Regions from separate parts of the Mus musculus genome. Here region 2 is linked to region 1. The links are chromatin loops, found by intact Hi-C in ENCODE. Cell type or tissue: heart. All regions are shown on one strand. Each heading gives the region's core, and the rest is flanking DNA. Links, peaks and the distances in the headings are about the cores only.

The links. A loop is a pair of places that touch in the nucleus more often than their neighbours do. Peaks named below come from ENCODE experiments on the same cell type or tissue, not always from the same donor. Only the 100,000 strongest peaks of a DNase experiment are listed, where the experiment ranks them.
Region 2: it touches region 1 in a loop (7-fold over the local background); 14 of 42 quality-filtered maps call a loop at or near these places.

What each region holds. Positions count from the first base shown.
Region 1 is chr11:27,218,814-27,221,725 of GRCm38, forward strand. No RefSeq gene overlaps it. Among named protein-coding and RNA genes, the nearest start is that of Gm25387, 99 kb to the right of the region's middle. In heart, for the core only: a CTCF peak has its summit at 1,320 (motif pointing right); no DNase peak of the experiment used is centred there.
Region 2 is chr11:28,582,670-28,585,581 of GRCm38, forward strand. It overlaps Ccdc85a (coiled-coil domain containing 85A), which reads right to left and starts at 1,655. Exons shown (of 5, transcript NM_181577.5): 1 at 613-1,655. The coding sequence starts at 873. In heart, for the core only: a CTCF peak has its summit at 1,705; DNase peaks (open chromatin) are centred at 682 and 1,632; H3K4me3 peaks cover 1,614 bases; H3K27me3 peaks cover 1,964 bases.

The DNA.
Region 1 (2,912 bases), core at 290-2,789:
ACACTGTAATTGGTCAATAAATTGAAATAAATTTGTATCAAAGAAATCACTGTACATTTAAAGTCAGCAGCATTTCTATTTTTTAGGACTAATATGTACTTCTATGATCTATGTGGTCCAGTAAAGAGTAAGTTGAATAAGTGGATACAGTTATCCATATCCCTAATGAGTCAGTCATAACTAGTGTTATTTTCTATATATTATTCTACTTGTTAGTTTAATTTTTCTATGAAAGCAATGGCACTATTATAGAAATTATTAATATGTGTAGCTGTAAGACCCCAACTCAATGTGTTTCATAGACCCTTAGAAATGAAGCCCAGCATAGAGTTGTTTGTTCTTTTGCCTTTAGCCTGAAAGAATGATGACCTCTGGGTGACACACCCTGGCGCCTGACCATTGTGTAAGGGACCAAGAATGTTTACTCAACTTCCCCAGTCTTTGTGATTTTATCCTTCCCTCACTTCATTCTTTAAAATCCCTCGACTACTACTGCTGGGGGTCACAGGGTGCTCCGCCTCAGCATGCTGATTCCCGATTAAACCTCATGTGATATTGCATCAAGAACAGTTTCTCTTGAGTTATTGGGGAGTCGGCTCATCCCAGGACTTAAGCGAGGGTCTCCCCGAAACGGGGGTCTTTCATAGCAAGAATTAATAATAACAATATAAAAACTACCTTGCAATCCATGAGATCAAACCTTAAATTCATCCACGGGGCAGATTAGTTTTAAATAATTATCTGTAGACAAGAGGTACCAGTCAACTGGAGGGGTAGAAGAACAGGTCACAGGGGTACAAGTTTGATCAAAGTACTTTGTTTACGCTTACAAACGTCATCGGGAAACCTATTATCATGTAATGTTAGTACATGCTAGTGAAAACATTCAGAAAAGTTGACATCATTACCTCAACTCAGTCTCAAAGCATGTTTTAGATAAATATATTGGTAATCGAGGGGGAACAAATACAAGGCATAGAACATTTAGAGGTCAAGTTTTTAATATGGATGGAGGTGTGGATTACTGTAAGCTTCTCTTGAGTGTTTCTTCAGCCAGCCTGGAATGAAATCTGAAGCCTGCTTAACCTTCCCCAAGGACAAACTGCTGACTTTCCTTATTCTGGTTTGGAGTGGTGCTTTGGAGTCTAAAATGTCACTCTCTCCCTTTTCAATTTCATTGTCAGATGAATAGATGTCTGACAGTGACTAGTGAATTTCAATTGCTAGAAATTCTCTTTATTTTTTTTTTCTGTCTCTGTAATTAGTCTTCATTAAGCAATTACAGTGAATTCTGACATCCAGATCCGCATAGTAATACATTATTATATATATCCACTAGATGGCAGTGTTTCCAAAGCAATACAATGAAATAGAGCCACCCCCCCCAAACTGTTTTTTCCTGTTTACCTTTCTCTACCCTCCCTCCCCTGTGAATTTTGCTATAAAAATAAAATAGAATTACATTTCTGCAGTCATTTTTAAAAATCCAATCTTTTTCGTCAAATAAATGTCAACTTGAAATTTTTGTGTATTTTAAGATAAAAACTATAAAATAAAGAAATAGGGTTTTCTCCTTAATTCTCTAGCATATAAATACCCATAAATCATTTGCAGCAAATGCTGCGAGCAAGGCAAGCCATGAGAGCATGGAAGACACATATCCATGCCAGTATTTTCGTGTTCTGTAATTTAGAGAAAGTACTTCATCTGAAATTCTATGAATAATACAATTCAAGCTAAGAGCACCTCTGTGAGAGCTCCAGTAGAATCAAGCAGCATACTCCATGCCAAAACTCATCAACGCCTCTCAGGGGGCACAGGGGGCATAGAAAAAAATCTGCAGCAGTTGTTTGGCAGAAAACAATCACTAATATTTTTCAAGGAAAGACGGTAAAGGAAGATATTACGTATATAAAAAGGTAAGTGTGTAACAAATAGTTTAACTGTTGTATTAGTGAACCCCCCAAAGTGGACAGGAGCTGATCTGATGCAAATCACAGCAGGATCTTTATTCCACTAGCTCAGGTTCCCCAGGCCACTGCCAACATGTGGAACAAATTTGGTAGAAAGGAGTAGGGAATATCTAAAGTTTTATAGAAAGCAGCAAGAGGCCAGTGGGTGTTTCTAGCCTGGCAAGCATCTAACTGGAGAGCTACCATGTCCTTTAGTGTAAACTGACTGATACTGGGAGTCAAACCATAAACTTCACTTCACTTCTCTTTGTGTTGATGGTTATTAGTCAGGGGGACAGGGTTGTTGAAATTAACCTGGAAATGCTGGATTTGTTGGGGATTAGCTATAGAAACTGGAGTTTCTAGGTTTTGTTGGGGAGTAAATTGAAAACTAATGCCTTTTAGTTTACCTGAGTTCAAGTTTTCTGAAATGAAGTCTGAATTTAAGATTTGGTCTCTCGGGGCTGGAGAGATGGCTCAGCAACTGATCTTCCAGAGGTCCTGAGTTCAATTCCCAGAAACCAAGTGTTGGCTCACAACCATCTGTAATAGGATCTGATGCCCTCTTCCGGTGTGTCTGAAGAAAGCAATGATGTACTCATATACATTAAATAAATAGATAAATAAATAAATAGATAGATAAATAGATTTTAAATAGATAAATAAATAAATCTTTTTTTAAAAAAATCAAAAAAGATTTGGTCTCTCATAACAACTTTGTAGAATTTTATGATTCTTTATATTTTACAAACAGCAAGTGCCGCTTGCCAGTTGGAGCGATATATAAACCAGACAATTTGCTACTTTGAAACATTAAAGTACAAATCCCTGCTTATTTTCTCTGGAATAGCAACAGCCACAAACTACTTCCTGTGCTGACACTATCTATCTATTATGTTATTTATTTCTGCTCTTTTGTTTTCAAGCCCTGATGTCAATCATTATTCCAGCTGTTCTCTC
Region 2 (2,912 bases), core at 165-2,664, 1.4 Mb after region 1:
GATGACAATGCTAGTAAGGGAAGAAAATCAGGAGAGCTAGTAGAAGATTTGAAGGCAGAAATCTTGCTTACCTGCACCCAGTACCGAGTCATACTCACACTGGCTCCTCGGGTGGTACCCGAGGCTTCTCTCCTGTTCTTAGCAGTTGTGTCCTTTCTTTGCCCTCTGCTCACCAGAAAGCTAGTGGTGGTGCAGGAGCAGCTACACCCGACCCCTAAAGGTGAAGAGGCACTGGGCTGGCAAGCTCTCTAGTCTTCTCCCTTGGTGTACTGTAACCTAATTCCTGAAGCGTCTTTGTTCCTTGGGACTTTAAATATCCCCTGTGCTCACCGTGCCCTTCTCTGACTTCTGACATCCTTGGTTCCTAATCCCTTAGTCTCAGAAGCATCAAAGAAAGCCAGATGCCAAGTCCCCGTAAGAAGAAAAGAAAGGGCCTCCAAAGTTTGGAAAACTTTAAGGTCTGGAGATGGGGACAAGGGGTGCTCCTGGGAGAAGGGAGAAGCTCACCTGTTGATGGAGGTACGAAAGTTTGGCTCTCCCACCCTCCTCCCACCGCGATTCCCAGATCCCTGCCACGCCCAGCCCAGCCTTCTTGCCAGGCCCAATACTCACCTTGAGCCCTCGGATCTCGCCGAGATGCAGCTGCAGGCGGCGGTTGACCTCGCGAATGAGGTTGCTGTGGTCCAGCATCGCGCTCACCTTCTCGGCTTCGGCTCGCCGCAGGCTGCGGATCAGCTCCTCCTTGCTCCACTGCAGCAGCTCTTCGTCCGTCACTTTAGATAGATCATCCACGCCCGTGGGTGTCGACGCACCGGCCGGAGCCGAGGGACAACTTTCCGCCGCTGGCGCTGAGCCTCCAGCCGCCTTAGACATGGTATCCGCGCAGCGGCAGGTGCGAGTGGGTAGAGGCGAAACGACTGGCGAAGGTGCAGGCGCGGCTGGGTGGCCTCCTCCCACACCCCTGTACGCTTCCAGAGTCAGAGGTACCTCCGGGGGACCGCTGCGTGGGGACGGCAGGAATCGCGCTGCGTGGCCATCCTACCTCGCCATCCAAGCGCGAGTACCTGCCGAATCTCGGGGCCCGACAGCCAGTTCCTGGTGGCTGCATAGGTCCGTCCCAACTCGGCGCAATTCCATGGTGAAGGGCGCCGGGGAGCAGGAGCGGGCGGGGACACCAAGAGAGATCTGTCTCAATCCCCTGCCCTCTCCTTCGCTCAGATCCAGACAGCCATCCCTCACGGTCTGACACACACACACACACACACACACACACACACACACACACACACAGGCACACGATGCACACGCCCTTCCCTCTCGCTTGCTAAACCCCGAGGCTCCGCTGCTACCCTAGGGCGAGCTGCTGTCCTTCCCAGAAAGCTCCGCGCAGCTGGCTAGCTGTAGTCCTATGGCTGATCCTAAACTGTTCTGGGAAGCCTTGGGTTTTCAGAGCCCAGAAAAGGATGGGCGGGGATTGGGGAGCAGCAGCAGGGAGGAAGCTGGCTCCCGGGGCGCCCGCATTCCGCAACACCTTCTGCAAAGGCCAAACCCGAATGGCACTCAGCTGCCCAACCGGACCCTGAGCTCCTGGTGCTCTGCTGCTAGGGACGATTGGGAGCGCGGTTCCCAGAGCACAGGGATGCGGGTGGGGCTGGAGTCAAGAGCAGGTGCCGCCAGGGCGTTGAGAGGCTCGCGCGCGCCACCAAGTGACTATAGGCTGTCCCCTCCCCTCCATCTCTGCAAGTCAGACTAGTTCAGGAGAGGCAGCCTGCTGACCAAAATGAGCGACATTCAGTTCTTGGAAGAATTGGATGCAGAAATTTCGAGAGCAAGACATATGACTAACTAGCTAGATGCACTTCGGAGAACTGGAGAAGAGGGAAGAAAGCCTGTACCGGAGGTCACAAAATCCTCAAGTTCAGGAAATCAGGGCAAAGAGCTGTTAAATTCAGCCCTTTGGGGACCTCCACCCCATTCCCAGGCCTTTGTTTTCTCTAAAATCTCACCACCTTATGAAGAAGCTTCAGGTGGAAGTACTTGGCCCTTTTAAAGTTCGTTTGGGAAATATCAAGGCCTTTAGAAAATAAAATAACTTCTGCTTCTCCAGGAGCCTGGATTTTCAGGTCTGCATACCCGGTGCCCTTGGCAAAGTAAACTGAAATACCAACCAATACCAACTGAGCTTTTCACTCCTCTGTGCTGCAAACTGGGCTGGCCTTTGATGGTCCGATCTGGAAGGAGGGTTCTATGTTTTGGCTAGTCTCTGGTTAAATACAGCACAATCCTCTTTCAGCTGAAAATACACTTGTTTTCCTAAAGGATGGGTGCAGAAGGCCCTGACAGTATCATTTCTAGGAAGCTGACAGGACCAGAAAATTATAGAATCACACTATCCCAGCCTGAGCTTCTGTCACAGTGAGGGTCTCAATCAGTTCCCTCTAATGAGGCAGTGCATATCCTCTTTAAAGCTGCCACCTTGTGAAAAATGATGAGTTAGGGACTGAAACCTTTGCCTTCTGGAGATCGAAGGAAAGTAGTACGGTTAGCCCCTGACCATGAACACACACACACACACACACACACACACACACACACACACACACACACACCACATACATAACTGTACTCATAGAGACTTCCTTCTGTATCTGGGCCTTTGCCCTCTCTTCTCACAGCATGCATGTACTCTCACCTTCTCTCTGACATACTGGCATCCAACTCTCCCCCCCCCCCACACACACACACACTAACCTTTGGTCATATTTGCAACCCAAAAATGTCTTCCTTGGTACGCTGAAGCACTGTAATCCTAGGAGAAAGTGGCTCCTCTCTCAATTTTCAGCAAAGGGAGAAGTCTGTTAAAGGTTTCTTTCAACACACCCAGAGACCAAGACCCAGCTAGTCCTCCAATG